Regions from separate parts of the Homo sapiens genome. Here regions 1 and 2 are each linked to region 3. A link is a loop called in an ENCODE intact Hi-C map of the cell type or tissue named here. Cell type or tissue: GM12878. All regions are shown on one strand. Links, peaks and the distances in the headings refer to the core of each region. The heading gives the core; the rest is flanking DNA.

Evidence for each region. Hi-C counts contacts between places; a loop is a spot of excess contacts. Peaks named below come from ENCODE experiments on the same cell type or tissue, not always from the same donor. Only the 100,000 strongest peaks of a DNase experiment are listed, where the experiment ranks them.
Region 1: it touches region 3 in a loop (1.8-fold over the local background); 3 of 110 quality-filtered maps call a loop at or near these places.
Region 2: it touches region 3 in a loop (5-fold over the local background); 2 of 110 quality-filtered maps call a loop at or near these places.

Annotation. Positions count from the first base shown.
Region 1 is chr9:3,359,438-3,370,319 of GRCh38, reverse strand. All of the region lies in intron 2 of RFX3 (regulatory factor X3), which reads left to right. Among named protein-coding and RNA genes, the nearest start is that of RFX3, 160 kb to the left of the region's middle. In GM12878, for the core only: no CTCF peak of the experiment used is centred there; no DNase peak of the experiment used is centred there.
Region 2 is chr9:3,392,977-3,403,858 of GRCh38, reverse strand. It overlaps RFX3 (regulatory factor X3), which reads left to right. Exons shown (of 17, transcript NM_001282116.2): 2 at 8,263-8,387. The coding sequence starts at 8,271. Among named protein-coding and RNA genes, the nearest start is that of RFX3, 130 kb to the left of the region's middle. RefSeq lists an enhancer at 1,297-2,828. In GM12878, for the core only: no CTCF peak of the experiment used is centred there; DNase peaks (open chromatin) are centred at 5,325 and 5,508; H3K4me3 peaks cover 853 bases; H3K27ac peaks cover 1,225 bases.
Region 3 is chr9:3,294,041-3,304,922 of GRCh38, reverse strand. RFX3 (regulatory factor X3) reads left to right here. Exons shown (of 17, transcript NM_001282116.2): 5 at 3,303-3,377. Among named protein-coding and RNA genes, the nearest start is that of LINC01231, 120 kb to the right of the region's middle. In GM12878, for the core only: no CTCF peak of the experiment used is centred there; a DNase peak (open chromatin) is centred at 4,862.

The sequences.
Region 1 (10,882 bases), core at 1,395-9,394, 65 kb before region 3:
CTTACTTTTGAATAAGTATTTTGTTCAGTTTTCTGAGGATAAATAATTAATATTGAATTGAACCCTATATATTACCTATGTGTACTCATTGGATAACTTGCTCTAGGGATCATTTAATTTTTTTTTTTTTTTTAATAATTTGAAACATCCTAACCAGCAGTCTTAAAAAAACTGCTCTGGGCTGGGCGTGGTGGCTCAAGCCTGTAATCCCAGCACTCTGGGAGGCCGAGGCGGGCGGATCACGAGGTCAGGAGATCGAGACCATCCTGGCTAACACGGGGAAACCCCGTCTCTACTAAAAATACAAAAAAAAAAAAAAAAAAATTAGCCGGGCGTAGTGGCGGGCGCCTGTAGTCCCAGCTACTCGGGAGGCTGAGGCAGGAGAATGGCGGGAACCCGAGGGCGGAGCTTGCAGTGAGCGGAGATGGCGCCACCGCACTCCAGCCTGGGCGACAGATCAAGACTCCGTGTCAAACAAACAAACAAACAAAACAAAAACAAAAAAACAACTGCTCTGTAAATCTAATTCGTCATTAATTGAGCCCCAAATTAGTCATCAGCAATTTGTGATCCATTTCTTTAGTCATTTGTTCTTGGCTTCAAAATATCATTTGCTTTCGCTAGTGTAAAAGTATTCTTTAAGTAATTATCTGATTTGTTGTCAGTGCTTACAAAGCTTTCTTACATCTTCAGAAGCAGTCCTTTTATGGTAGAATTTTAATTTCTACCATTTCAATTACTTTTATTCTTGTAAAATAGCATATGGGTGGAGGTATGAAGTAAGAAAGTCATGAAATAAGGAAAAATAGAACTCCTTTATTTGGAAATTTCTATGGTCTGAATGTTTGTGTTTGTGGACAAAATTTATATACTGAAATCCTTACCCCCAAAGTGATGGTATTAGAAGGTGGGGATTTTAGGAAATGATTAGGTTATGAGGATGGAGTCCTTATGAATAGGATTAGTGTACTTACAAAAGACAACCTAGAGAGACCCCTGTCTCCATCCACGTGAGGACATAGGAAGAAGGTCAGTCTATGAGCCAGAAAGCAGGCTGTCATCAAACGTTGAATCTGCCTTGATCTTGAAATTCCCAGCATCCAGACTGTGAGAAATAAATTTCTGTTGTTCGTAAGTTACCCAGTTTTTGCTGTAGCAGACTGAACGGACTAAAACGAATAGTTCCAGCACTCTTCACTGTCTTCCTATCTTTTTCTCCTGGTGTGCTATTTGCCTTTGTGATTTTTTCCTTGGAAGCTCAAAGCTACTTGTCATATTTCAGTTTGTATCTGCCTCCTTTCCTTCACCAAATCCTTATTAAGGATTCCCTCTGTACTATTAATAGCAATTGTGATAAGTAGTAAAGAAGAAATAGACATTGTTCCTGACTTTATGGAGCTTACTTACAAAATAAAATTATCTTTCTCTCGTCTACATCAGAATTACCACTGTTTTTGCAAGGAAGCTAGTTATACTAAGATGTAAGTGGATGACAGAACATTGAAATTAACTCTGTCATCCAGTTCACATTATAAACTACAGTACTTAGGAGTCATTCTTTGTTGAAGGGTTCCAGGCAGGTGGGTGATAGATTTTAGGTGGCTAGGCATTCCCAGTGACTGTCAGTTGACTGAAACTTGTTACAGCAATGTGCAGGGACACTTTGGTAATTAGGTCAATAATATCTTTTGTTTACTAAGCCAAAAACCACGGAGATGTCAAAGAAAATCAGTTAAGGAAATGATATCCCTGTCTATCTTATTGGTAAGACCATTTTCTTATCTTTAAATTATTTCAATGCCCTTTTACTTTTCTCTATATTTTTTAAGATTCTAAAACTTAACTATGTTGTTCTCAGTCCTCTTGAAATTGAAACCATTATCTTTAATATTCACTAATTTTTTATTGCTTTACCTTATTTATTCTTTTGTTTTAAAAATGTCATACAAGTGCCAAAGGGAACACATTTTACTAAAAAGGATTCAGATAGAATAGAAACACACAAACAAAGTGAAGCTTATTTTATTTTGTCTTGTCATCCTGGTATCATTAAAATTTTCTTTCAATATATCTTTTTTTAAATTATATAAATCAGCTATATATCAGTTTGGATTTCTCTAAACTGCTTTCAGAGTAATATTTCTTAGAGTATGATAAGTTTTAGAAAGGTAATATATTATGCAATAAATTGCATTTTCACTTAGAGGCAGAAGATCAACAGTGGAACAATTTATGCTAGTGGAACTGAGATTGTGGATTAATTCCTATTTTACCAAAATATTGAATTCTCTTGTAAACATTGTAGTCACTGCATGTATGTAGCTAAAATACTGAAATAGCTCTGGTTATCTTATATATCCTAACCTCTTGTGAAATAGATTTTCAATTCTAGGGATTGATGATAGCATTCTCCTAAATTTTCATGTGATACTTTACTCATTGACTTTGAGATTTCGTCTTGTCCTTTGATATTTTTAGTTTTCAATTTGCTTGTAACTTAACTATTCGAACTTTTTGAGGAAGAATTATCCTTGTATTTCACCAAAGCCTTAACATTTAGCAGGAAATTAAGGATTTAGGTTGTTATGTGTGTTACTCTTAATTAGGGAATGTCAATGAAAGTAAAAGCAAAGAAAGGGGAAGTGGTTCCGAGTGTATTTCCTTTTCCCTGGGGAATTCTGAAAACCCATGGAGGTGTAAAATGTTGGTAACAATTCCTTTGGACTCTGTCTGGATTAGTTTCTTCTTGCTGTGTATCAAATTACAAGGATGTAGTAGCTCAAAACAACACCCACTTATTATCTCACAATTTTTGGAGGTCATAAGTCTGGGGGTGCTTGATTGAGTTCTCTGTTCCATGTCTCACAAGACTGAAAGTAATGTGTCTGTCACATGGGGCTTTTGTTTAGAGATCCTGGGGAAGGATCCATTCCAAGCTCATTGAGTTACTGGCAGAATAGCAGAACTAAGGCCTCTGTGTTATCTTGTTGGCTGTCTGATGGGATCTGTTCCCCACTCCTAGAGGCTGCCTGCTTGACTTCTCTTGTAGCCCCTCCATTTTCAAAGCAACAATACGGCCTTATGTATTGACTCTGACTGCTGCCACCAGCCAGAGAAGCACTCCGCTTTTAAGGACTCATGGGCTAGAGCAGGCCTACTCAATTTTAACGTCAGCTGTACCATATAACGTAAGATAATCATGGGAGGTATTTTTCATTGTATTCACAAGTTATAGGAATTAGAGTTTCTAATCTTGGTTGAGGGGGAGGCATTTTTAGAATTCTCCTTACCCTACCACTTTGAAATCTATTATCAATCTTCATAATACTTTACTCATAGCCAGTGAGGTAGAGTGAAGCATATAACTCACATATGAAAGGGCATTAAGAAGGCCTAAATTTTAAAATGAGAGTTTTGCTACAAAGGATATGGGGAAACTACTACTTTTTTGAGTGGGAATGCTCCTTATTATAAATAATTCATTTATCTCCCAAATGCATGCATGATTTCAATGCAATCCAACTGAAACACCCAGATGACTTTTGAATGTACATAAGAATAGCCAAAAAGAAAGAAAGAAAGAAAGAAAGAAAGAAAGAAAGAAAGAAAGAAAGAAAGAAAGAAAGGAAAGAAAGAAGAAAGAAAGAGAAAGAGAAAGAAAAGGAAAGGAAAGAAAGAAAAAAAAAAGAAAAGAAAATTTGCCAAAAACAGACTAGTGGTAGAGAAAGAACTTGTTTTATTTAATCTCAGAAGATACTATACAGTTATGGTAATCAAAACTGAGTGATATCAGACCAGGAATAAATAAGCACATCACTGTATAAATGAAAACTTAGTTCATTATGTTCTTTAATAGTAAAATAGTTAAATAAGTTAAGCTTCGTCTATACTATGGAGTACTCTAAAACCAAAGTAGTTGGTGCGTGTATGTATGTGCAGACACACACGTATACACGCACTTGGAAACAGCTCCAAAGATGTATTGTTAAGTGCAAAAAAACAAACAAGAAGTAGGAAAACACACATATCTCACCTAGGTTCCTATACTATATGTACTCTCCTATAAAAAGACACTGCATCCGGGGCATAAAATGCTCACCTATGGTGTTTCCCTTGTATTTGTGTTGGGTCCTGTAGCATATTCTCAATAGTGAGCTATGAGCAACAGTACCATGTATTATTTGTGAGCCAAGACATTTAGGAGCTAGTATGCTTCTACAATCTCTCAGCTGCTGCGAGCCTACATCACAGTGACACAACTAAAAGGTGGTGGAACCTCTGTTAACCAGGGTCCCCAAGTGAGCGTGTGGAGCAGGGCCCGCTGCACCACTGACTGCCACACAGACAGCCTCCCAGTGGTAACTCCTAAGTTAGAGAGTTAACTTAGAAACATTTTCTAAGTTAGAGAGGTAACTTTGGAGTTACCACTGGGAGGCTGTGTGTGTGGCAGTTAGTGTTAACTCTCCTAGTTAGTGTAGACACAGTTAAACACATGAGGATGAAATTATTGGTAGGGGGTTGGAGGATTGTATACCATTATCTCTGTGAAGTGGAATAGCAGGAAGTGTGAGCATAAAGGATGCAGTTGCATTTTACTTGGATTATTTCTTTGTTGTCTGAATACTTTATGAAACTGTGTTTATATATAAGTTTTGTTATCAGAATACTGGGATCAGTAAAATGCAGTTCTCCTAAAAAGTAGGTAATATATTAGCAGTTTGCTTCAAAATTAACTTTACCCTTGCTAGAGGAGTATTATGGTTGCTACTCTTTTTCTTTTCTTCAGGGATTTAGATGAATAGTAAGTTGATACAATGAAACAGCTATTTTTGTTTTAATTCATGCATGAAATGTAAATCTCTAAAGTAAAAGTCTTTTGTTGGTGTCTTTATGAAGAGTATAATTTATAGTGTATGATGTGCAGTGCATTATTTTCTAATATTCTGTCTTTTGCAAACTACCTCATGATTTTTTGCTTTATCCAAGATGCCCACTATATTGTTACTTTTTTTTTTTTTTTTTTTGAGATGAGTCTCTCTGTCACCAGGCTGGAGTGCAATGGTGTGATCTCGGCTCACTGCAACCTCCACTTCCTGGGTTCAAGCGATTCCCCTGCCTCAGCCTCCTGAGTAGCTGGGACTACAGGCGTGCAACACCATGCCCGGTTAATTTTTTGTATTTCAGTAGAGACGGGGTTTCACCATGTTGGCCAGGATGGTCTCGATCTCCTGACCTTGTGATCCACCTGTCCCGGCCTCCCGAAGTGCTGGGATTACAGGCGTGAGCCACCACGCCCGGCCTGTTACTTTTTTTACTTAACTGTTTTCTATAAAATTACTTAAAAGAATTAATTTAAAACAAAAACTTTGGACCTAAAATGAAAAGCCAGCATCTCTTGACATAAATATAAGATTTATCTTATATTCATAAAACTGAATATAGTAAAAATTAAATAATACTTATGAGATATGGCTAGCTGCATTTGCTTAAAAAGACCCAGTCCTAAGACCTGCCTTCTCTTAAAAAGTGAAATTATTCTTCAATAGAACGTTGGTTAAGCTTAAGAAGGCTTCAGTTAACATACTGAGGATTGTAGAACCATATATTTCATGGGGATATCCAAACCTGAAGTCAGCAAATGAACAAATCTACAAGCGTGGTTATGGCCAAATCAATAAGATGCAAATTGCCTTGACAGATAACATTTTGATTGGTCAATCTCTTGGTTGAGCATCATCTGCCTGGATGGCATCAACCAAGATATGCCACATCTTGGCATCAACCAAATATGGCATCATCTGCCTGGAGGATTTAATTCATGAGATCTATACAGTTGGAAAGCACTTCAAAGAAGCAAATAACTTCCTGTGGCCCTTCAAATTAACTTCTTCAGGAGTTGGAATGAAGAAAAAGACCGCCCATTTTGTAAAAGGTAGAGATGCTGGCAATAGGGAAGACCAGACAAACAGTCTTGTTAAATGGATGAGCTAAGGTGTATCCCATGATTATTTTTGTAACCTAGTCAATTACTAAAATGACTGCTTTCAAATTGAAAAAAAAAAGTGAAATTAGTAATTGTTATAGATGGTAAATGCTGAGACCTTGTCCTTGAAAAAACAGAATGATTTTAAAGAGAATTGAAAATGGGCTGGGTGCAGTGGTTCATGCCTGTAATCCCAGCACTTTGGGAGGCCGAGGCCCGCAGATCATGAGGTCAGGAGATGAAGACCATCCTGCCCAACATGGTGAAACCCCGTCTCTACTAAAAGTACAAAAATTAATTGGGCATGGCAGCACACACCTGTGGTCCCAGCTACTCAGAAGGCTGAGACAGGGGAATTGCTTGAATCCGGGAGGCGGAGGCTGCAGTGAGCTGAGATCGTGCCACTACACTCCAGCCTGGGTGACAAAGTGAGACTCCGTCTCAAAAAGAAAATGGAGTTAAGTTTTTAGTATATGATTTATTGTTACTTAATGTCTTGCCTTTGTACTACCAATATCATTATTCCCATATTTGGGGAAACACTGGTATTGTGGGAGGAATTCTAGGATTAGAGTCAGAAGATCTGGAATCACTGCCAGCTGACACCATGTCTTTGAGTTGTCATTGTATCTTTGTACTTATGTCACTATTTATAAAATGGAGATAAAAATGCCTACCATTTTTACTTCACCTTAGGATTTTTGCAAAGATCAAATGCAATATTATTGCATATCACTATTAATAATAGTGTTAGCACTGGTTTAATAATCATGTATAAGTAAGAAGTTCTGCTATTTAGACTATAGTGCTTTGGCTGCAAACAAATAATTCATTCTTGTAATTTCCAGTTCTATACCCTGAAAGAACCGACATCTTTATTTAACTCTCCTGTAAATATGCATAATATCAATAGACACCGGGAGTAAGTATGAATCTGTATCTATGTATTCACAGCAGAAAATACATTTAAAGTACATATTCTTATGGTCTCTCTAGAGTTGCCAAACTTAATTTTCTGTAGTTAGATATTTTGATGTGCTGCATACATTTATTGATATTTTATGTTTCTGTAGTTTCATTTATTATTAGAAAGACTAGAGGAGCCTCCTGTTACAAAGAACTCTCCTAATACTGCAGTAAGCTTGACATCTTTAGCTCATTTGCTCTTTCTGGTCACCACAGTATTATTTAGTAAATGCTTTTCCCAATAAATTATTACTTAGTTTAGTAGAATCTTAGCATTGGTAGGCTCTGCTAGGACCCAAGGGAAATAATGCTTAATACAGTGTTATAATCCTGATAAAATGCTACTCACTTTGTAAGAAGTAATGGTTGCTATGTTCCTTTGGATTCACAAAAATAGGTTTATGTATTTTATGTAATATCTATCCTGTTTTGTCGCTGAGAAATTATTCTAAACTAAATCTTTCCTGAGTAACATTCCTGCTCCCAGACACACTCCCCCTCTCGCCTTTGAAACCTGCTTTACTTCTTCCAAGTAGCTTCTGCTCTTTGATGCCAGTCTATTTTGGGAGAAATAAATGGTAGGCATCTAGGGATGATTTATTGAACTAATTCACTTCCATTTAATTCCTCCTTTCTCAGATGGTCACAAGGTCAAGAGAGCCAGGACCCTACTGCTATGTTAGCCTTCATATTATTCTTCTCAAGAAGTTCAGGCATAACACTATTACACTTATGCTGTCCTCACAAGTTAGAGTTGCCTATAGCAATCATGTAGTTTTAGTAAATAATTCCTATAAAGCATAAGTTTCATGTTTAACTGCAACCCTGTATAAGAAGCAGGCTTTTGATGTTTATTGGATTTGAACCTGCTGGAAGCATCTGTTAAAGTCTAATGAAAGAAAATTATATCCAAAGAGCTAAGACTTTCTGAAAAACAGAAGAAGCTACACAGTTTATAAGTGATAGGGTCATCTACCACAGGGGCAATGAGTGAATTTATAATGTAAATAAACAAATTCTGTTTTCTACATAAAATGAATTCTGTCATTTAAATTAACAATACAATATTTTCTAATCTTTGACATTCATCACATTCTTTGACATGGAAGGGCTACCATTCCTAGAAGATTCACAGCAACTTTGTAATTAACATTGAATATGCAAGGAAGTCCTTTGTAAATTAATGTTAAAGATCCAGGGAATCTCCTGGCTCTTGCTCAATAAACACAGTGAGAGAGAATTTAAGTAATATTTTTTCCAACCCCCTTAACCATGCTTTTTGTTCTCTGTGATCCTGTGCTCATGAAGTATAAACATCCTTACCTACAAATTATACCAAACATTCATAATACTTGTAGAACTTGTTTTTGGCAAGATTTATTAAATAGCCTGTGACTTATTTTATTTTATTTTACTTTATTTTTGAGACAGGGTCTTGCTCTGTTGACCAGGCTGGAGTGCAGTGGCACAATCATGGCTCACTGCAGTCTCAACCTCCCGGGCTAAAGCAATCCTCCTGCCTTGGTCTCCTGAGTAGCTAGGACTACAGGTGGGTGTCACCATGTCCAGCTAATTTTTTATTTTTTGTAGAGGCAGGGTCTCCCTATGTTGTCTAGGCTGGTCTTAAACTGCTGGGCTCCAGTAATCCACCCATCTTGGCCTCCGAAAGTTCTTGCAATTTATTTTACTTTTTTTTTTTTTTTTTTTTTCCTAAAGAAACAAGGTCTCACTATGTTTCTCAGGCTGGTCTTGACCTCCTGGGCTCAAACAGTCCTCCCGCCTCAGCCTCCCAAAGTGTTGGAATGAATACCGTAGCCTCCCAAAGTGTTAGAATGAGCCATTGTGCCTGGTGCCTACTTTTAACCAAGACTGAAAAAGCTGTTTTCAGGTTTATGATTTCTATTTTCATAACCCTTGCTTACAGAGAAAATCAGTTTTTCCCGTATGCTTTTTCTTTTCTTGTGTCTTCCCTTCTAGCATATCCGTACTGTGCTTTTGACTTTTTTACTTCTCTTTCCTCAATTGCTTCATTTCCCTGTGGTTTTACTGGGCCAGAAATACCGACTGAGTTCTATTCCTTCTCTTTTCTCACAAGGTTACTTTTGTAATTAACCTCCCTGCTGCTACTCTGGATGTCTTCCTTCTCCACTGTCCTTTTATTAATAGCTGTTATAATGTGGGTCCTTTTTCCTTCTGTTTCACATTTAGTCAGTCACATAGCAGCCTCTACCGTAACTGTTCTAATATCCCATGTTTTTAATCTGCTAAGAGCTCTCCTATTTCTTGTAGGTCTATTAAAATGATCTTAATACAGTTTTTGACATTTCTGAAAACTAAGGTTTGAAATGTTTGGTGCCAACCAAATGTGTAAGAAATGCTCTTCTGTGTGAAAGGCAATGAAGGCCTTGACATAATAAAGAAATTTTTACAAAGAGACTAGTATTGTTCTTAGCTGACTAATAAGCTTAACAATTATAAATGAACTCATTTACTATTGAAAAGGATTTCTGTTTTGAGGTGTGATTCATTTTATTTTTCTTGAAGCACATCCGAAATAACATATTGTATAAATTTGTCCTCAAAATATACTAATTGATTCTGTTGAGCTAGCACGTTTTCCTGTGGTATATAATTTGTTTTGGTATTCACTTTTTTAAAAAATAATACAAATTACAAAAAAAGTACACAAAATTAGCAAATGTATTTGTAATAGAATATTTGAATAGTAATATGAGGTGCTTCCATATATTTAAATATGCATCAGTAAGAGAGTGTTAAGTTTTTTAATTCATCTAGTGTTTATGAATGTAAATACATCATGCATATATTTATATTTGGGGGATAATTTTTTTTCCCTTCAGTTGACAGAATAAATTCTGGTACAGAATGTTATTACAGTCAGACTTCATTGCTGCCAACATACTGATGTGTACTAGGTAACCATTTAAAAATTAACTCAAGGTCATTTTAAACCTGATATGGTCAGGTCATTTTAATTCATTGAACACTTAATTAGTGAAATTGCAGATTATTCCTGCTAATTCCACCTTTGTTCTTCTCTTTTCAGTTCACATTTTGCCCATTTCACTGTTTTTTTTTAATTTTAAAGTAGTGAAAAATATTTGTTTATTCTCTTTGGAAATATTTCTGGGAATTTATTTTGGGAAAGGCAATGAAATTGAGATGATTAATTTCATAGAGAGTTTATTTAATTATCTCTTCTCTAAGTGCTTAGATAGTACAAATAGTAAATGTGTCAGTTTAAAGACTTCACAAAGATGGGTAGAAAATAAAATTATTGGGGATGGTAATGAAATGACTACAAGATGCTGGTTTCCCCATCTCTTTTAGAAATGCTAACCTGAATAGTTCCTGCACTAAGATAATGGCAACTAAAATAGAAAATAAGCTTGTAATAGATAACTTAGTAAATATTTGAACAAAAATTAATGTTTAACATAGTAGCAACTAATATTTGAACAATTTGAATCACATTTGATCATTTTAGAACGAGAAAATAGCATGCAACTTTACTTTAAAATTTCACCTTTGGTTTTTAATGATACACTAATGGTATTAAAAGTGATCATATCAGTTCACTTTGAAAAAATAAACATTTTTTTCATTATTTAAAAAAATACACATCCCCATTTAGAAGATTCTACCAATTTTATAATATTCTCTGGGCATTGTTTGTTATTGAATAATTATTAAATATAGTGTGTTTTCCCCGTGCTGAACTCTGGGAACATACCAACAAATATAAAAAATGTTGCTGCTCTATATGTGCACTTGGGCCAGGGCTAGGGATGGGCTGGAATTCTCTTATTCTCATTTCCCATCCTGTGTCTGGGTGTATACATCCTGATAGACTGGCTCTGTGGTCACAGTTCTCTTCCTGGACCTGACTGACTTTACTTTGGGTAGAAGAGA
Region 2 (10,882 bases), core at 1,555-9,554, 99 kb before region 3:
TCCCTGTAAAATCTAAAGGAAACTCTGTTTGGTGCAGTACTACCTGCTCGTTTCTTTTGTGGCTCTGTAAATAATGCTGCCTTTTAAGCCAATCTTTGCCTCCCTTTGCTCCTGTCCTGTATGTCTTTCCAGCAGTTTGGCTTCAGTGTTAAGGGATTGTTTTATTTTAGTTTTTGGTAATTAGTCCTTTAAGATAAAAATTACAGTAATTTCATTTCTTTCTTTAAGTAATAGTTTTTCATAATCTATTCTGAGTCAAGGAAAGAATTAGTTAAGAGAACACCTTTGAAAAGTGAAAAAAGTTACTCAGCCAACCTGTATATGTTACCAGTGTGCTGATTAATCATCTTCAGCATTAATCACTGTCATCAGTTATCACAGGAAGATGACTGCTGAACAGTCTACACTATTATCATTCCTTCATTTTTCTACAGATCAATTTAGTACAAAGATTTATTGTACACAGTCATGAGGATTACAACATCAAACCTAAATAAAGAGGCAGCGTTTTTATAATACAGAAAATCATGACTTTTTTTACATTCCTCATTTACTTGATTTATTGATTTGATAAAGCCCTGTGTTTTACAATGAATAAATTTTTCACAAAGATGTGTTTTAAATAAAGAAAGGTTGGTGTTTGACAACAGTTTATAGCTTAACTAGTTTTTTCATTTGTACTGGGTGAAGGCGGAAGAAAGCCAAGTGTTTTATATTCGTAGGTGAAGCAATCAGCTCAATATATTTTTTGTCAGAGTTTTAAGAAATTAAATTTAGTACCTGACTATTTAAACATATATTTAAATGTAGTACGTGACTAAACATATGTTTAAAATACATATATATGTGTAACATATATATGCATTAATAATTTCTACTATGCCCCATCATTGTACATCGTCTTTCTAGAAGATGCCTAATGTCCTTAGGTGTTTTTTTGTTGTTGTTAGAGTTATCTTAATATTGTTCATTATCTACTCCAGAATAGCTGGAATTGTGTACATTTTGTACTAAATTTATGTTAAATGTCAGTAATTTCCTCCCCAAAAGCACTGCTCATTTTAGTTGTCTTAATTTTAATAGAAATCTTAATTGCTATAGACACTATATATGCTACTATTATTTTCCAGCATTTATTTAGGAATGCTGATGCTGAATGAGAGCATTAGTAATAAAAGTATTAAATATAAATATATATAAATATAAATGCTGCAGAACTTCAATTACAATAATTTTGGTTCTATGTTTTAAAAATAGTAATTTTCACCTGCAAAACATTTATTTTTTTCTGTAAATGGCATTTCTGTGATCTTATGTTGAATCAGGTTTCTAATGCTCTTGTAAATAAGTTATTCTTGAATATGGTCACATTTTAGATGTCGTTTATTTTTACTATACCCATTAAGTAACTATCATAATAATTTTGGTTAATTCGGTTCAAGTAGGAATTGGAACTAGCACCTTTTGTCTTTCTATGCTAAGGATAAAGGAAGGAAATTCTCTGTTGAGCTTGAAAATTAAATTACAGGTCTTTGTTTTCTGTACTGAATTTAAACCTGTTACATTCCTCAGTGTTAAAAATAATACAGTAAGTGTAGTGGAACCAAACTTTGCAGACTTTGGTCTTTAGGAGAGCAAATTATTTCAGGATGAAAGACCCCAATAAAAATTAGGTGGATACTACCTATTTTTAAGCTAGCCCAGTAACATAGTTCTGTTTGATAAGTAATTGATTAGGTCAGACTATTAATCCATTTAATCTGGCATGTACATTGTGAGTGATAAAAGGAATCCAACTGTGAATTTGAGTGTATTAAATAATCTTCAGGAAGTTCCACAAAAAACATTTGAATGCCTTAAAACTTGCAATAATGCATGTTTGTTCCAAACACATTTGCTTTGCCTAGGTTTTACCCATCAGGTTGAAGAAATGCTAATCTTGTTCCATTCAGCATCTGGGTTTTTGCAATATCTTTTCCTTCTCGTAGGGGTTAATTAGCCTTCTTTCAAAATGTGGCCTATTTAGCTGTAGATTCGCATGATTCAGCCAGAGCTGGCTGTACAAAGAAGAACCGTTAACAGGCGGGTGTGTCCAACTGCTTAATTAGCCAGAATAAAAAGGTCCTTTGTCAAACAAGCATCTGTTGCTCATGACACACCTGACAGACACATTAGGCGAGGATGACTAGACTGAAATTGTGCATGTCTCTCCTGTAAGAATATACAACTCATTTACATATGGGCTGCATCATTGACAAACTGCAGGGGTTTATTTAGCTTATCAAAATGGATTAATGTGACGGCATTTGTGACTGATAAACAAATATCACTTGAAAGAAGGCTGTGAAGGAACTAAACTAACCAAATTACTCCCAAACATAAACAAAACACCAGAAACCACTGCTGGATGAATGGGAACACCTCAAATATACTCATAAGCTATTATGCTGGGAGTAAAACAAAACCTAAAATGGAGCATGCTAGGGCACTGCTCTCATGTGATGATCCTTACTTTGCAGAAATGTTGGAAGCCTACCAGAATACTATGAATGTGTCAGTGGGCTTAAATGATCTGTTTAGCAAAATTTGGCGGGAGGGTTATATTCCTCAAACATGCTTTAACATTCTAATTAATCTGCTGTTTTTATCAGGTCTTCAGAATTAATCACTAAAAATGCCTCTGGAAAAATACGTATTAGTTGGGTTTTATGGTCTCTGTTGAAAGAGAAGAAATACTTCCTAACTTTGGTGTCAGAGAGAGGGGATGTCTTTCTGTTGTTGTTGGAAGTGTAAATCATGTAATATCGATTGAGAACCCCAAAGATTGCTGTCTAGACCAACAGTCTCTAGCTTTTCTTTGGAAGCCCTATCATCATGATATTGCAAAGCAGTGTATGTACTGGTTGACATCATGTGCTTTAGAGTCAGACAGACATCAAGTGAATTCAGGCTTTTTCTCTTACTAGTTGTGTGGCTTTTGGCAAGTTATTTAATCCATTTGTGCCTCAGTTTCTTTATTTGTTAAATGGGGATAACACCTCCATCAGGGGGTTCTTCTGAAGATTGAACTAGAAAATGTATTTAAAGCACTTAGTGTAGTGCCTGGCACCAGGAAAAAACTATTACATGAGAGGCCAAATTATGAACTTTTCAGTTAATCTGTGGAAGGGATATGATTGATACCCTCTAATGTCATAAAGCTTGGCAAAGAGAGCCTCTCTGTCAAGGCTGAAGATAGTAAAATCAGAGGAAAATGAAATTGTGTCTATGAAGGAAAATGGAGACACAAAAGAGAGACTAAGTTTTTATCAACTGGCATGACCCTATATTCCAAGAGCCAAGTAGATCAGACCTATGAGCAGTAATTTGGGAATAAACAGAACATATACTAGGACTTGGTTGATACTTGATGGGATACTTGGTTGTGCAGGACTAGGCTTTATGTAACAGTTTGGATGTGGTTTATAGGTACAGCTGGAGGCTTGATGGAAAGTTCTCCGTGACTCTCTAGCTTTATGTTTTACAACCATTGTTTTTTACCTATCTTATTTCCCCTACTCTATTCTATAAGATTCCTCCTATTAAGTAGTTGACAACTTTTTCTTTTCTTCCTGTCTCATTCTAAAAATTCATCAGTTTGCCTTTCTTACTTGTCTTTGTGCAGCGTCTGTATGGCCTTCGGTAAGTGATGTAACATCTCTGGGCCTCAGTTAACTCATCTTTAAAATAAGGAAAATCATAGTTTTAATCTAGTGATACATCTATTGATAAAATCACTAGTTTTAATCTAGTGATACATTTCTAGCAGTAAAATGGTCTAAACTTGGGTATTACTTTTCTGTGTAAAATTAATATAAATGTCATCAATATTGTTTCAAACCCAAAAAGCAATTTTCTTTTTTTTTTTTTTGAGACGGAGTCTTGCTCTGTCATCCAGGCTGGAGTGCAGTGGAATGATCTTGGCTCACCGCAACCTCTGCCTCCCAGGTTCAAGTGACTCTCCTGCTGCAGCCTCCTGAGTAGCTGGGATTACAGGCATGCACCACCATGCCTGGCTAATTTTTGTATTTTAGTAGAGGCGGGGTTTCACCATGTTGTTCAGGCTGGTCTCAAACTCCTGACCTCGAGATCTGCCCCACTTGGCCTCCCAAAGTGCTGGGATTACAAGCGTGAGCCACTGCCCCCGGCCCCCTCAAAAAGCAATTTTCTACTTCAATCTTTATATGTAGAAATAGATTTCTGATTACCCTCAAAAGAGTCACAAACTCAAATGCCTATAGAGGCCATTCAATTGAAAAGAGTATAACCATTTAAATAATTTGCCTATAGAACACATAATATGTGCTCACCTCTTTAAAATTTTCAGATGTTTCAAGAAATTCTGGAAATTTGTTTCTTTTTTGTTTTTTGTTTTGAGACGGAGTTTTGGTCTTGTCGCCCAGGCTGGAGTGCAATGATGAGATCTCAGCTCACTGCAACCTCTGCCTCCCAAGTTCAAGGGATTCTCCTGTCTCAGCCTCCATAGTAGCTGGGATTACAGGTGCCCACCACCATGACCAGCTGATTTTTTTTTTTTTTTTTTTTTAAGCAGAGACAGGGTTTCACCGTATTGTCCAGGGTGGTCTTGAACTCCTGACCTCAGGTGATTCACCCACCTTGGCCTCCCAAAGTGTTGGGATTACAGGCATGAACCACTGTGCCCGGCCTGGAAATTTGTTTTTTAGTTCAAAGTTTTCTGATTTTTAAATGTTAGCAATTAAGAATTTTGTAATCACTCTGAGTCAAACAAAACCCGAGTGGGGAGTCAAATGTAGTCCATAGAAGGCCAATTTCCAAATCTATGCCTTTTATCTTCTGATATGCTCTCCCAGGTGGCTTATTGGGAGTTGTTAAGAATTACTTTAAAGGTAGTTTTAATTTTTTTTTTTTTTTTTTTTTTTTTTTATTATACTCTAAGTTTTAGGGTACATGTGCACATTGTGCAGGTTAGTTACATATGTATACATGGTAGTTTTAATTTTTAAAGAGAACTTTTTTCTTTACATTCTTGCATGTGTTTGATCTAAAACAGTTGATGTCAAAGTGTGGGTCATAGACCAAAAAAAGTATGTAGAGTAGTCTGTAATACAATGTATGTGCAAACAAGTTAGACTCTGGAACATTCCCATCCAGCTCTGGGGGAAATAGGAGGCAGATTTAGTGCGAGTGACATCATTGTAAGAAACTCATCTACTCTTAGTTGAACAGCTTAAAGGAGAAGCTATAACTGGCAACGCTGTCTTCCTCATCTGTACACTAAACTGACAGAGGCCACCAGCCATCTTGGAGTTGACAAGAGAGGCTGAAAAAGACCTCACAGAAGATGATATCTAATGTCTGGTTCATTCCTTATTCTTTGCAGAAAAGCATTGCCTCACTCTTACTAATAGTTCCTCTGCTATAGCACAAATGGCATATAAATGTGTAATAAATCAAAGGACCCTGGCTTTTGCTTTCTTTTTTAGGGATTTTTTTTTTTTGTTTCCTGTCTGTGGTAGAAGAAAGAGGAAGAGGCACAGACTGGGTTCTTAATTTGTGTATTCTCTCCCCAAATTTTGAGAACTATTGGTCCTCTAGTAATACTCGTTAGGCAAGAATTTTGTGTAGTAAAAAATAGTGTCATTCTCAAACATTTTTGGTCATTTCTGTGGTCTTAATGCTGGTTCAAAGATTGTGTGTGTGTGTGTGTTTGGAGATCAGTACTACATTTAAATAAACCACCATTTGTGAGATTTCACATAAAAATCTGGACTTTCAGTTTCTTTCGGAAAATGGAAGGAAGTTTCCCACATACTCACAATATGCTGGAGCTGAGCATTAGCTAACCCATCTAGGAGTATTAGCCACTGAATTGATCACTTTCCATTTATTTTGTAAACCCCTAGCCACTTCTGCTCTCTGTGCCTGAGGTTCCTCATTTGTAAATGCAGATTATAGTCATACCAACTGCATTGAGTTGTTACATGGATTCATTTTTAAATTAATAAATATATCAAGCACTTAAAAGAATTCTTAGCGTGTGTTGAACAATCAGTGCTAGTTGTTACTGCTATACCTTTTGCATGTACAAGGTTTATTGTGCTGCTTTAGGGGTTTCACTAACAAAAGAATGAGAAAATAATCCCCTAAAAAGATGCCAATGTCAAAGTGTAGAAAGAAAATTAAGCACAGAGTCAAAGTGAAAAAGCCCAGTCCCAAGTCTACTCCTGTCACCTTGAACAAGTCTCTTAATCTCTCTGGGTTTTAGGTTCCTCGTTTACAAAATAAGAAGAATAGATGCATTGTCTTCAGAGGTCCGTTTCTGAAATTGAATATGATTGAAGGTTTTGGGGGAAAATTAGAAGAAGTCATGCTGTGACAACAGATGCCAAGAGGGGTTAATTTTCTCCTTGAAAAACTGAATACTCTTTCAAAAATTTCTTAGTTAAAAATTAATGTTCACTGTATTTCATATAGATTTAAACTATGATGCAGTGCTTTTCTTATGCTACCAATTAAACACTGTTTCTCTTGCTCCATTCCTCCAGGAAAGAAAACTAGAAATCTGGTCTTTGCTCAATAGCAAGGAAATTCATATTTCTTTTATTGAATGCATAAGTAGTAAAAGGGGATGTCAAGGCCAGGAAGCCGGAGAAAGCATACCTGTTAGAGTAAACAATGGCAGGTCAGGCAAAACTGAGAAACGTGGCATGTTTAATTGTGAATGAGAGAAAGTACATGTCTTTGTTTACAAATCTCATTTACATGATAGTAGTCTCCCTCATCTTTCAACTGTATTAAATGTTATGGATTTGGGGCTATCTTTGTATAAGACTATAATCGAATTTTGATTTTAGTACCATATTATACCATACACAAAATTAGTTAACTTGATTCTTTGGCTAAGTTTAGGGCATATCAGTTGGCTTTTGGATATACGTTAATTGTTTTAGATCACCAAATAGTAAGTTTTAAAGTTGGAAAGGACCTTAGAAATGATTTACTCTATTTATGCAGCCAAAAGACACATGAAAAAATGCTCATCATCACTGGCGATCAGAGAAATGCAAATCAAAACCACAATGAGATACCATCTCACACCAGTTAGAATGGCAATCATTAAAAAGTCAGGAAACAGCAGGTGCTGGAGAGGATGTGGAGAAATAGGAACACTTTTACACTGTTGATGGGACCATAAACTAGTTCAACCATTGTGGAAGTCAGTGTGGCGATTCCTCAGGGATCTAGAACTAGAAATACCATTTGACCCAGCCATCCCGTTACTGGGTATATACCCAAAGGATTATAAGTCATGCTGCTATAAAGACACACGAACACATATGTTTACTGCGGCACTATTCACAACAGCAAAGACTCGGAACCAAGCCAAATGTCCAACAATGATAGACTGGATTAAGAAAATGTGGCACATATACACCATGGAATACTATGCAGCCATAAAAAATGATGAGTTAATGTCCTTTGTAGGGACACGGATGAAGCTGGAAACCATCATTCTCAGCAAACTATTGCAAGGACAAAAAACCAAACACCGCATGTTCTCACTCATAGGTGGGAATTGAACAATGAGAACACATGGACACAGGAAGGAGAACATCACACATCGGGGCCTGTTGTGGGGTGGAGGGGAGGGGGGAGGCATAGCATTAGGAGATATACCTAATGTTAAATGACGAGTTAATGGGTATAGCACACCAACATGGCACACGTATACATATGTAACTAACCTGCACATTGTGCACATGTACCCTAAAACAAAGTATAAAAAAAAAAAAGAAATGATTTACTCTAAATTATATTCTGGTGACATCCTGACAGCCTATAAAAGTGTCAAGAAAGTAGAATTCATGACACTTACATCCAGGTAGGGTTTGTGTTCTGAGAATTAAGAACATTTTGATATAATTTTGGATGATAGTTTATAAAGGGATTTAAACAATTTATAACAAATGAGATAGAAGGTAGCTTTCAATGAAATTTAACCTGGATAGTCTCAGGATAAGAGGTGCTAATGGGAATTTTTTTAAAGAATGTGGATTAGTAATTATTTATAAAGTGGTCAGAATGACCATACACATGCACGGACTGTCATGGTAGTATGTTGGGATAAGAGGTATGAGAGTTGAAAGTTAGTTTCAGTATAGGATTTTAAGAACAATTGTAAGGAAGCTAGTCATGCAGGAGTGACATTTTAAACTTTAATTTCATTTTAATCTATTTCAGAGACCATCATGCAGACATCAGAGACTGGGTCGGACACAGGCTCGACAGTGACCTTACAAACATCTGTGGCTAGTCAAGCAGCAGTGCCTACGCAGGTGGTACAGCAAGTACCAGTACAACAACAGGTAAGGAGCTGCTGCTCTTAGAAAAGATGCTGTTACTTTCATTATGTTGGCTGTCCAACATACCTGTATCCAAAAATTATTTGAACTTTACTGTCTTGCTATGATAGGCATACTTCAGTTTTTAGGTTCATTCAGCAAATGTTTCTTGAGCATTTCTTGGATGTGCCAGGTTCTTTCTGTGCTAGGCTATAGGGATACAAAAATGAATACTCAAGTTATAATCTGTATTCTCAAACAGCCTGTCTTGACTCCTAAAGCAAGTTATTTTTTCTGATATGACCACTCAAAGTTTTCTCCTTCTCTTCTCTCCTCATTGTTTATCACAACTTTCTATTTCTTTCATATTGAAATGTCAGCAATATTATACTTTATTTAGTTGGCTCACAGTAGTACTTAATAGGATGCATGCACCTTCCAGGCAGGGATTTTGCCTTTGTGGTATTTTAGAAAGTGCCTTTGCATTAGGTGGTTGATAAATACTGTTGAATGAAAATAGAATAATCTTCAAGGTCTGGAGATCTGACTCAAGCTATTTAAAAAGTTGGGAGTGAATTCATCATCAGATATTTACTACAGGTCTTATTCATACGCAGGGCAGTTGGCTTGTTTGGAAAGATACTGACAAAGTAATGCTGTTCATGTATGTGGATTGTGAACACACTGGCCTGTGATTTCTTCTAAAGAGTGGTGAGAACATAAGTGAGAAAGATCATATGTCATATAACATTATCTTGAGATTCAAGATTTGCCTATAATTTCTTAGTATTAAAGAGACTCTTTAGCAAACGTTGCTCTTACAATTATAAATAAGTGGTTAGGGAGAAGGATATAGATGGGTTATAGATGATGAAGGACATTTTTATAATTGATAGATGCAAGGTTATATTCTTTACAGGATATAGAATTGGGTTGGGCAGGGGGTGTGCTGCAATCGTACAGAAGTCATTGGCTTTTAGGATAAGTAAAGACATCTGAGATAATCGTCTTGTGTTTGTTTTGTTTTGTTTTTTGAGACGGGAGTCTCGCTGTCTCCCAGGCTGCAGTGCAGTGGCATCATCTCGGCTCACCGCAAGCTCTGCCTCCCGGGTTCACACCATTCTCCTGCCTCAGCCTCCAGAATAGCTGGGACTACAGGTGCCTGCCACCACGCCTGGCTAATTTTTTGTATTTTTAGTAGAGACGGGGTTTCACCATGTTAGCCAGGATGGTCTCGATCTCCTGACCTCGTGATCCGCCCACCTCGACCTCCCAAAGTGCTGGGATTACAGGCATGAGCTACTGTGCCCGGCCATTTTGTGTTTATTTTTTAAACATTTTTAAAAAAATCTTAGCATACTCTGCCATATACACATATACAACTTTCCCATCCCTCAAGCTACCAGTTTATTAGATTGAACTATATATAGTTTTGATCTACAAAAAGTGTTACATGTTTCAATCTATTGCTTATGTTCCTTTTATTTCTTTTAAGCATATTCTCTCTTTTTTAGAATTGTAGATCCAGAGCATACATATGCAGGTTTGCTTTATGGCTAAATTACATAATGGTGGGGTTTGGGCTTCTAGGGTACCCATTACCCAAATAGTGAACATTGTACCCAATAGGTAATTTTTCAACACTTATCCCCTTCCCACCCTCTCTCCTTTTAGAGTCCCCAGTATCTCTTATTGTCATCTTTATGTTCATGTGTACCAATTGTTTAGCGCCCACTTTATTGGTTATGTTTTTATCTTTTTATATATATTTTTTAACCATTAAAAATGAATCTTCACAATGGTGATTTAAAAGGCTCTGTTATTATTAATGCCATCACCAATTTTAAGACTCTGAACCTTATTGAGAAAGGGATAGCTTTTGTCATGTCATCTGAAGAGCAAGTAAAGAACAATTCAGACATTGTTATAACTAACTTTAAAAAGATAACAGTTATCTTTTTAAAGGCAATGTTGAACATTTAACTCACTCTGGTTTTCATCTCTGTAGAAGAATGGTTTTGAGAGAGTGCCTATCACTAACAAGAGTGTGATGGAAATAGTGTTCCTATCTCTGGAAGGTGCCTTCTGTAAACATGAAAAAAAAGTTTTCTTTTTATTGAATTTACATATTATCAAATATTTACACCAGGTCTTAATAGGGTATATAATAGTATAAAGACTCAAAAAACTTAGCAAGGTCTGTTATTTTAAAAAAATGGCCTTTAACCTCCCCCATTCTCCCACAAACCACTCCTCATAGGCAACTACATTGACCTCTTTAAACCTGTTATTCTGATATTTACCTCCATTTATTTAAATATAGTATACTTATTTTACTGCACCTTGATTTTTTAGTTTTAAGCATTTTAAACATTACCTTAGCATGCCCTTCTTTTGGTCCCTAACACAACACACACACACCCTGGCCCACCCACCCGCCCACCCACCCTTCCTGTCCCTTATGTTCTTGACAGATTGAACCATATGTGTTTTTTTAGGTACAAAAACAATAATTTCAT
Region 3 (10,882 bases), core at 1,478-9,477:
AGTTAAAGACTACTACTCTTATTTTCTTCCACCTTTCTGAACTATGCTTGTATTTTTGTTACAAGTAGTCTTGTTTGGCATATTAGTCCGTTCTCATGCTGCTGATAAAGACATATCTGAGACTGGGTAATTTATAAAGAAAAAGAGGTTTAATGGACTCACAGTTCCATGTGTCTGGGGAGACCTCACAATCATGGCAGAAGGCAAAAGACTCATCTTACATGGCAGCAGGCAAGAGAGAATGAGAGCCAAGCAAAAGGGGAAACCCTTTATAAAGCCATCAGATCTCGTGAGACTTACTCACTACCACAAGAACAGTATTGGGGAAACCACCCCCATGATTCAGTTACCTCCCACTGGCTCCCTCCCACAACATGTTAGAATTGTGGGAGCTACAATTCAAGATGAGATTTGGGTGGGGACAGAGACATATAATTTGGTAATTATGCATTTATTCATATATATGACCATGTGTATACCCTGTCTCTCTTACTGGATTGTAATGTCTATTGGATTATGAAAAATTTTTGTAATCATGATCTTTTGCACACAACCTTATATATGACAGTCACACAGTTACTATGTACTTAAAAAAGAAAAGAAACTGTTTTTTAAAAAATGTAATCAGGGCTATGATCCTTTCATGAGATTGGAATTCCCTTCAATAAATTTTTAAAATGAATATAATAAATACATGTTAATTTTTTGTATGCTTCTCGGAAGTTCTTATCAGTGAGGTGGTAACTAAATGGCCTGGTTATCCCATTGGACTAATTAATAAGCCTTAAAGATTTCATGAGTATTTAGTATTTGGAAGCCCGTGGGTTTCCAAGTAGGTTCCAACATGCATGCTGAGGCTGGTGTCTTCCTTGTAGAAGAACTCAGTCTTTATTTCTTGCTTGTCCTATCATTCCATATTTCTTCCTTTCCATTCCCCGGGCTACACAAATTCGGCACAGGCCTAAGTCAGTTAGGCAGAAGATTCCTAAAGCCAAAAGAAATACCCCTTTTGTTATCTGTGTTACAAAGTGACACAAAGAAGAACCGAAATTCTGAAGGTCCAAGGCATTCTAGAATGTCAGTGTATCTGTTCCTGGGGAATCCATTTTCACCCACATATTTCCTTGCACCTTTCCAAAGCTCTTAAAAAACTGTCCAGAAATGAGAAGGCCATTTCCTAAAAGCCTGGCCTTCTAGGGAATCATCTGGAAATCTAGGACCACTATAAAATAACAGCTTCAATAACAGAAGCAGATCTCTGACTTTTTTTTTTTTCCCAGAAAAAGAAGTGCTGGTTTATCCAACTGAAAAGTGCTTATTAACAAACTGAGAGCATGGACTTCTCCTTTAGTGTTGCTCAGCAATTATGTATCTGGTAATTTACCTTTCATTAAAAATTATAATATCAAAAGTTACAGATCATTTTATTTATATTTACTAGACTGAAATCTTACCTCAAATTCTCTGCACTCAAACTTTAAAGAAAATATAGGTATAATGGCAAATTAGGGTTTTGAGCAAATTCTTCCTATAAGTGAATTGTAGTCATATGAATCCTTTGACTTGTTTTCTGCTCTGTTTTCTCTTTGAAAAAAAAGCACTTATTGATCATGTTTTAAGAGATGTTATACCAAAGTCCTTTATAGTTTCACAGTTTAACATTTTGGTAAAATGTTTGTTCATTCATTACATTTACATTACTCTTTCTGTAATATATCTCTTTTCATTTGTGCAGTATCACTATTTTCAAGTATAGTGGTAAACTGCATTAACATCCATTCTGGCAGAGAGAATGTTGTAGAAGCCTATGTTTCTAGAAGCCTGTGTTTCTTAGAAGAGAATGATTAAGAAGTTTACTTAATTTTGTTGTCTAAAAAAAGTTAACAGTAGGATAAATTGTATTACATCTTCCTATGAATTAATTTAATATCTATTTTAAGAATTTTTTTATGATTTCTTAACCTAACATACTCTTTTCAGTATTATGTTTTATTAACTCCAGGGAAGAATTAGCAACGTGGGAAAATAATGTAAAATAAAATTAAAGCTATTAACTTCTAAGTTGTTTAGAAGAAAATTAGATTTAATGTTGGTATAATTGATACTGAGTATTTTGTGTATAAAGTGTTTTACCATAAAGAAATTGGAAACTTGGGAGAAAATTAAGACTTTGCTATAGATATTACTGCATTATTTTTCTTTGGGAGGGGGCAGTATGTTAAAATTTGAAGGCATTATCAATTTCCATAGTCAAAGTATAAGAAAGTTAAATATGTTTTAAAGCTCTAAATATTTTTATAACTGCTTATACTGAATTGTTGATGTAATCAGACTGTTAAGAATAATGAAATCAATTTTCTCTCTTAAATTGCATGGTGTGATTTTTTTCTTTTGAATTTAGCTAATATTGTTAATATAGCTCAGTATCCAAATACATGGTGTTCAGTACCTGTTTTTAATGCAACATGCAATACTACCAGGAGTTGAAAGATAGATAACTTTAAATATGAGGTTATTAAGAGTGTATCACATTTATCACTAACACCTGGTACTTAATTAATAATCGTACATGGTATGCTGAGATTTCACAGATTAGAGCTGTTTCTGTGATTGTCCCTTCTCTTTGTTGTCTCTGAATTATTTTCTCTTCTTCATTCCATTTCTGCTGTCATTTCTAATATTTCTGCCTTAACACCACATCGTAAAATATAATGTAGGGACCATCATTTTACTTCTTCATATTTGTTCATACTGATGACCCCCTACTTCCATATTTTAATACAGGATTAATGGAGGGATGTATGGATTTAGTAACTTTTGGACATTAATGAAAGAATCTTTGTTCATTTGCATTAAAATATTAATGCATATTAAACTCAAAATCTGCGGTATGATTTTCCTTTCGTGAGAGAATAGCACTAATATTAAATACTCTTTAGGTGGGAGACGATTTAGAAAGAGAATAGTTACTATCCCATATCCTGAACTATGAAAGTCAAGAATGTTTATTCATAAGAAGAAAAATCCACCAGGGTCCCTGCTCTTCAGGTCTCCATTCTGATTATAATTATGGAATGTTCAAAAAAGGTTTACTTTGTGAATGGGCTTATTATTAGTGTGCATATTTTTATTTTGTTCTCTGGAGGGTGGGGAAGAAGGGGAGAAAACACATTAAGTGGCAACTGTTCATTAACGACCGTTGAGGAAGAAGTTGGACTTTAAAGAATCTATCAGAAATTCTCTGGTCAGCCTTTTATTACTATCTTGTCTTGAGCCCTTTTTTTAATGACATCTATTATCAGATTGAAATGGCGATTGAGACGCTGCAAAAGTCTGACGGTCTGTCCACTCACAGAAGCTCTCTTCTCAACAGCCATGTAAGTTGCCTCTTCTTCATGTACACTAATCTCTTGCTTGTTCTGCATGTGTTGCTTGCCTCTAAATGCTTGTTTTATTTATTTACTTATTTATTTTGCTTCTTAACCTTCCCTTCTCAGCCCCTTATGATCTCTGTGTCATTTAATGGCTATTTTGTACAGTGAAATATCCAAAAAATAGAGTCTCCAGTATAATTTATTAGGTTTCTGTACTCTTTGGGTACAGATATAATATTTTCGAGTTAGTAACAAGTTGCCATGTATTTGTACAAAGTAATAATAGTGATTTTCAATATTTAAAATGTTCCAGTTTGATATTTATTTACTATGAAGCAAATACTTGTAATCTGCATCTCTGTCAAACAGCCATGTCTACTTGCGTGACCAGTAATGTTCTTTAAGTAGAAAAAGGATGATTAATGTGAAATCCAATGATAAACTGTTTGAAAATGATTTGTTTACCAGTAAGACTATGTAAGGTGGGCAGTAAACAACCCCATAGTTGAATTCAGGTCCTAAGACCTAAAGAGAAGTAAAAGTGAACCAAAAGAAAAAGTGAGACTGTCTACAAGCCATAAATTGCTAATAATTGAGATAAAACTACCATTACTATGCCCTGAAGCTGTTTCCTGTTATCAGATGCAGATATCACTATGACACTGGTAAGTGTAAGAAGGGTGATGATAGTTTTGTGAAATTATAAACATTTTTATCAGCTGTTCTCATGTGGGAAACCAATGAAAATGCTGAATAAAAATTTGTTTTGTTAAGATGATTTCTGAATATATGGAAAAAAGTAAATAGACCCATGGTGTAAATTCATTTTAGATATATCTTCTGCTAACTTAACATTAGTGACATTTTAGTTTAGAATTTTCTCCCACAACTGACAATTTGTTCTTAAATTTAGGGATAAAGTATTATGACTTCTTATTTCTTTTTCATATTTTATAACTGAAAAGCTCGATATTGGATCACCCAAATAAGACCATTTTTTTCAATAAACCTAAAACTTTTACTCATAGAAAATGTTTTAACTGTGTTTTTTTTAAGTATTTGATCTTTGAAAAATTTTAATTTTATATCTTAAAATAGCACTAATTACCTCCTTATGTTCTTACACTTTGTTTTTAGATGGGGTATTTTGTCTTGTTTCTTTTTTCAAAGGAAAGTATCATGGAAAACAAAACCAGGTTAGCCAACTTGGAGAATGCCTATAAATTTGGTGACAAATTATACATACAAACTTAAACATGATAGTATATATTCTGGCCCTTCCTTTTGAAAGAGTTTAAGAAATATAAGTTTTTTCATTTCTGAAAATTGGTATTTAGTATGTCACTCTTTTATGTTTCGTAAGTATATTCCTGCTATGTTGGCATGTATCTGTGATTGCATTAAAGGCTGATTTCCTGTATACTACTAGGCTGTGTGTGTCCGGGGGGTGATGATTAACTTATATTTATGCTTTGAAAATGGGAAGTGAAATTGTTCTTCCTTTTAGTCACAAATGTGCAAGGACATAAGAAAAAAAAAAACCTGAAGTTTCCAGTTACCTGTTTCAGCTTTCAGACTTCCAAGTTGTGCTTTCATATTCAACTCAGGGTTCATTTTTACTTGACATGAATAACTTAGTAAAATATGTTATATGTTTAATTTTAAATTTAACTTCAGTTATTCATCTTAGTATTTTTATGAACAATAATGGAAGTATAAGAACATGTTTCTTATATATTTTAAAAATGTATTTGTTGATTTGTTTGAAGCTTTTCAACTGTTAGAGATTTTTAACAATTATTTTTCTTTATAGAATTCATGAAAGAATGTTTAAGATTAATAAATGTTTGAATTAAGCTGCATAAACAATGACAAATATTTATTACTTCATGGCTTCATTTTTTTTATTACATAATATGTCTGATCTTCCATACTGCTAACAACTCCCAGAGACACTTCAGTATGTGGAAAGAGTGGGCGCAAATGTTGATTGTGCAGTGGTAATCTTTCTCCAACTATCCTGATTCATTTTTATTACACCTTGAGGCACAGTGAAGTTCATTCAAAAATATATTTATAGTCAAATATTTAGAAACAAAAATGATTCTACGGATGGTTTATAAACAGTGGAGAAAGGATCAGTGCTTCTACTGACTGATCAGTGAGGTTAGTTTCTTCCTAAACACAGAAAAAGATCCTGTTGTCTTTTTCCTCCCTGGAAAGTTGATGATGCTTTTAATGTTTCTGAGATTTATCAAAAACAACTGGAATTTGCTAGTGCATGCATTCTGGTTGATAACTATTTGCTAAAAGTATTTTACATTCTGTGAATTTAACTGGTGTTTTTATGTTGTGTAGAATTTTTTCAGTGGAGAGATGGAGTTTTTTAAAAAAATTGTTGTTAATATTTTAAATGTTAGTAAACTATGTTACCTTTATTTCTCACTATATGGGGCATAATATAGAATTATTTGAGGTTTGTGGGATTCTTTAAGGTGAACATGAATTCCGCTTTATGATGATTAGTTCCCTGATTTATCACTGTCTCCAAAGGATCAATTTTATTATGTAAAAACATTGGGAGAAATTATTGATAATAATTTGCATCCCGTATTTTACCTGTTTCTAAGGAGAGGTGTTAATCATGACTTTTGGGTGAAAAGTCTATTCTCATTCTATTTTGGAATATGGATAAGCAAAGACTTCCTATTTTCTGTTTCTGTATTTGCTTATTCACAGTAATTTTAAAAACTCTTATTAGGACTAAATAAGATAAATAATCCCCTCAGCAGAATCCAACTTGATTGCTTTGCTTTACACCTTTCCACACTTTAGAAGATGGGGTGAGGTATTGAATTTTCTACCCCATTTTCAACATATTCTTAAGAGAATTAACATGGTGGGAGTTATTTTAGTACCAGCATCTCTAATAGGCATTTAGTAAGTATTTATTGCAAGTGGTAGTTCCAAGAAAGTAAGGATTTTTGTATGTTTTGTTCACCAGTGCATCCCTAGTGCCTAGAACAGTGCCTGGTACATAGTAGATACTCACTAAATATTTGCTGAATGAATAAAAAGAAACAATAGAAGGGATCAGGCCTTATGTTACCTTCATTATTTAGGAATTCTAGGATGCCTTTGCCAATCATGTGTACATTTATTGTATTGTTTCTTTTCAAGTTTGCTTCAAGTAGATATATATGTGAACATCGTTGGTAAAGGGTGGTCTTCTTCTGGTATACCATCTGAGTAAAGAATGTATGGTCACTCAATTATTTCTCTATATGCAGCCTTCAGTTTAAGAGTAAATAACTCTTTTTTTCCTCTAAACAATCTCATCTTTTAAAAAGATCTTGCCAAGAGTGACTTTGTTTTTCTCCTGGTATTTTAGAATGGTACTTTAGATTTGGTTTTACAGAATTCTATTAGTCTAATAATTTTTTATTTAAATATTTTTGTTTCTAATTTTTTTATATATGAAGATGCTACAGTATGAGATGTATAGTCTGCCTAAATGAAATTAAAATATTTAATTCTTTTCATTGCAGACAAGATTATTTTATACTTTTTCTTGGTGTTAATTAATATGAATTAGTATTTAATGGTTGTGGTGTGTTCACTTATTTACAAACTACTTATTTTACATTGTAAATTTGAATTCAGAAATGTTGTTAATTGTTCCCAATAATCGCATGAAATTTAAGGTTGTACATTTCTTTAAAATTCCATTTAAAGTTTATGAAAAGCTCTAGCCGTCTATTTTATGTACTTCTCACAATCTAGCAAATAATTATTTCCTGTTGTTTGCTGGTTTTAGCTACCAAAATACATTTAGCTCAAAGCAAAACCTTGTTTTTTACTCACTTTTCCTTGACTTTGCTGTATTGTAAATATAAGTTATTACAGAAATAAGGCCTGTCAAAATGCATATCGTTAGTAAACTGAACTTAAAATGAATCCTGATGGGTAATAATCCATCTGGGAAAAAATGACAAATGTTACATTTAGATGTTAATTGGGCAATGCAATATTTATTTCTTTTTATTTGTCAATCAGGATTTCCCTTTGGGAAAAACAGGAACCATTCATCTTTAGTCTATCTTGATTAATACAGATTAAATGCAAAGGTTGAAAGATGCAATTATCTTCGTTTCCACCATTAAATGAGTGTATATTAGTTCATAAGTAGAGTAATCAAGTTTTAAAGATAAAGGTTAAAAGTTCCTATGTTATTTTATGGGCTTTTGAAATCATTCCTATGGTATTTTATGGGCTTTTGAAGTCAGCATACATTTTACAAGACATTTTATAAAAGAGCAAAAGATATAATAATTGTTTCGTTCTAAATTATTGAATGTTAAGATTGGGGAATACTAATGTCCAAATACATTGTATTAAAGACAAAACCCAAGAAAACGATATTTAACAGGCATTAACTTCCCTTGGGTAGCTCATGGAGCCTGTGCCTTTAGGTTGCACTTAAACTTACACAAAAACTTAACTGCCAAGTTTCTCTTACAGTCAAAGTAATGCTTCCTAATACTATGTTTTAGACACAAATGTCTGATTTATAATTCCATCACTGTGTCAAAACGTAAAAGTTAAATACTGGCGTATAGGATGGAGATTATAATCCCCAGCCACATCTCAAAGTCTTGTCTGGTGGATCCTTTTAAATCAATTTCTGTTAATACAGTGAATTTCTAGGCGATCTAGCCCGAGGTGGGTTAGTTTTTGGCAGTCTTCCTAGCTGGGACCTGCAGGGCTACAGCAAAGCCATCTCCATCCTTTCAGGGCTTTTACCTCCACTTGACTTCCTTATTCTCTCTCAACCTGCTCTCCAGGCATCTGGCAAGGAATACAGTTCCTCCTTCTGCATACAACGGGTAGGGAACAAAACGTAGCTTTGCTAGTGTCAAAGTGATAGTCATCAAAATACCTGTTCTTGTACCATTTTTCAAACTAACTAGTGATTTATATAAATATATATGTATATGCATATATACATATAAACAAACTGATTTTTTGAACTAGTTTAGAAATGAAGAATTTAAACAGAATTTCTTCAGTTTAAGAATATAAACTATATAAGAAGAACAATCAGTTTATAAAACGGTGCAGATTTTTTGACTTACCTAGCCATTTCAGTGGCCTGCATAGCCAATCGAGTAAAAGCTTCACTTCTTGTAAATTATTCAATTGGGATATAAGTAATATCATTTAGGCTTCTAAGTAGTTTGTGCCAACGTTTGCTGTAATTATCTCACTATTTCTATGAAAAGTTTTCTTTATGAAGAGTGGTCTGATTAACCCATATATATATATAAAAATGTAAATATACCATTGGACTCAAAATATTTTATATTAAACTTTAATATTTGTACTAGCTTTTACTTTTATAAAAGGTAATTTACAGTATCCTTCAAATATTCTATTATTGGATTTTCTTTTTCAAATTTTGTAGTAAAAATTTTAATCTACAAGATAATTCCTATGATCATGAAAAATAAGTAAGCTCTCATTTTTACATGTTTGTCTTATTTTTAAGTAATTTAATGTTGCAAGAAGACTAGTACACAAGTAGGGCAGTTTTTTAAATGTTTTATTTGTTTCTGGTTAATTAAAATTTTTTTAATTTGCTTTTATCAGACTAAAATTACATCAGATCTGTTTTTATTATTTGTATACTTTTGGTTGTAAAGTTCATATTATAAGATTGACTAATTCCATTTCTTTAAAAAAATGCCCTTTAAATGAAGATTTTTCTATATGATATGTCTTCTGTTCATTAGCAAAGGAAGCAATATTGAGTTCTTTACTCAGAACAAATCATGCTATTATACCTTTGACAATATGCATTATTTTATGAGGATATGTAGATGTACTTACAAACATATCTTTGGCATTTTTAACTTACACATATTGTGTGTTCCATGCTTGTGGATGTGGAAACTTCATTAGTTTAGTTGAAAAATACTACTCTGTTTCAAAAAGTATTTACATTTTTTATGTCTGCCTTTCCAGAATTTTTTTCTTTCGTGTCTTCTTTATAGTCCTTGATATCAAGAACCTATATGCCCTTCTTTAATATATTAAGACTGCCACTAGAAGGTGGTCAACCCTTGCTCTGTCTAGTATATGTACACAAAACAAGAACCAGCACTGTTGTACAATACAGCTCACTAGGGCTGCCATAACATCACTCAAGTGCTTCCCAATCTCAATCATTTTACCAAAGCATGTGGATAAAATATATGAATCAGGATTTTATTGCTGCATTTTATGTGTAGTCTCCCTCAGCTATACTTAAAACTAATAAAGTCTTAAAAAAAAAACACTAAAGAGACATGCTGTCCCCCTGTTGTAGGCAAAATACTAATTTGAACCTCAGTAACTTAATTTCCCAATCAGACTGCCTTATCTCTTTTATACTAAATGAATATGTGTAGCAAACCTATTCTGTGTGTCACTTAGAATACTCAGAAATCATGTTTAAGCGCCCCTGGAAAACTTGTTTACTGACAATCAAGTTATAGATGATTCATAACAAAAGAATTATTTTGGCCTGTAATACTTTTATGTCATTGTAAAAACAAATGTTTATTTTGTGTAATCTTTTTAAACTTCTATAGGTCAGCCTTGTATATGTTAAGAGGTATTATGCATGTTTAAATGTGCATATTCATTCGTATATGTGTCCTGTGAAGGACTTCAAGTCTTTCTGATCAAAATCTGAATTTTATTTTTAAAAGTACTCTGGTTTGTCTTGTAGATTTGGTGGCTATGTTTTCAAAGCCAACTATCAATATGGGTTTAATGACATAAGTTTAATTACATAAACATCATGTAGGAATATTTGACATTAAAATGGTTTTTGGAAATTCAGTTGTCATGACTAAAGTCAGTAATTCTGAAAATATTTTTAATGAATTTTTAAATTAAAAGTCTGAAAATTCAGGTTCTAAGTTTGATTGCAAATCTTAAAATATGTAAGTAAAATGGAGAAATTTTTTATTTATTTAAATGTCCATATTATTTTTAGCATTTCATTGGAAATTCCTAGAGGACAAGGATGAGATCACATTCATTTTTGCATCACTAGATGCCTGGCACATTACTTGGCTCATGGTTGGTGCTCAATAAATGAATTCTTTGGCTTCTATAATTTATAATAACTTGAATTGCAAGTTAAATGTCAGCTCTTTATTACACCTGTCTTACATATGGCATGAAAATTTTTGTTGACACAAGTAATGTGAAATATTTACTGCTTTTGTGAAACATTGGTCTGGAGTAATCAGGAAATGTGAATTGGAAACCAGACTCAGGCATGGAGACAATATGTGACTTTGAGAAAGTTATTTAAGTCTATTTCAGTTCTGCTTTTATAAATAAATAAATGAACAAAAGATTTAATTTTGTTAATGTTAAAATTCAATAATATAGACTTGGATTCAATTTTCTAAAATTTTCTTGTACATTCAGTGCTTTAAAGATTTTTTTGTAAT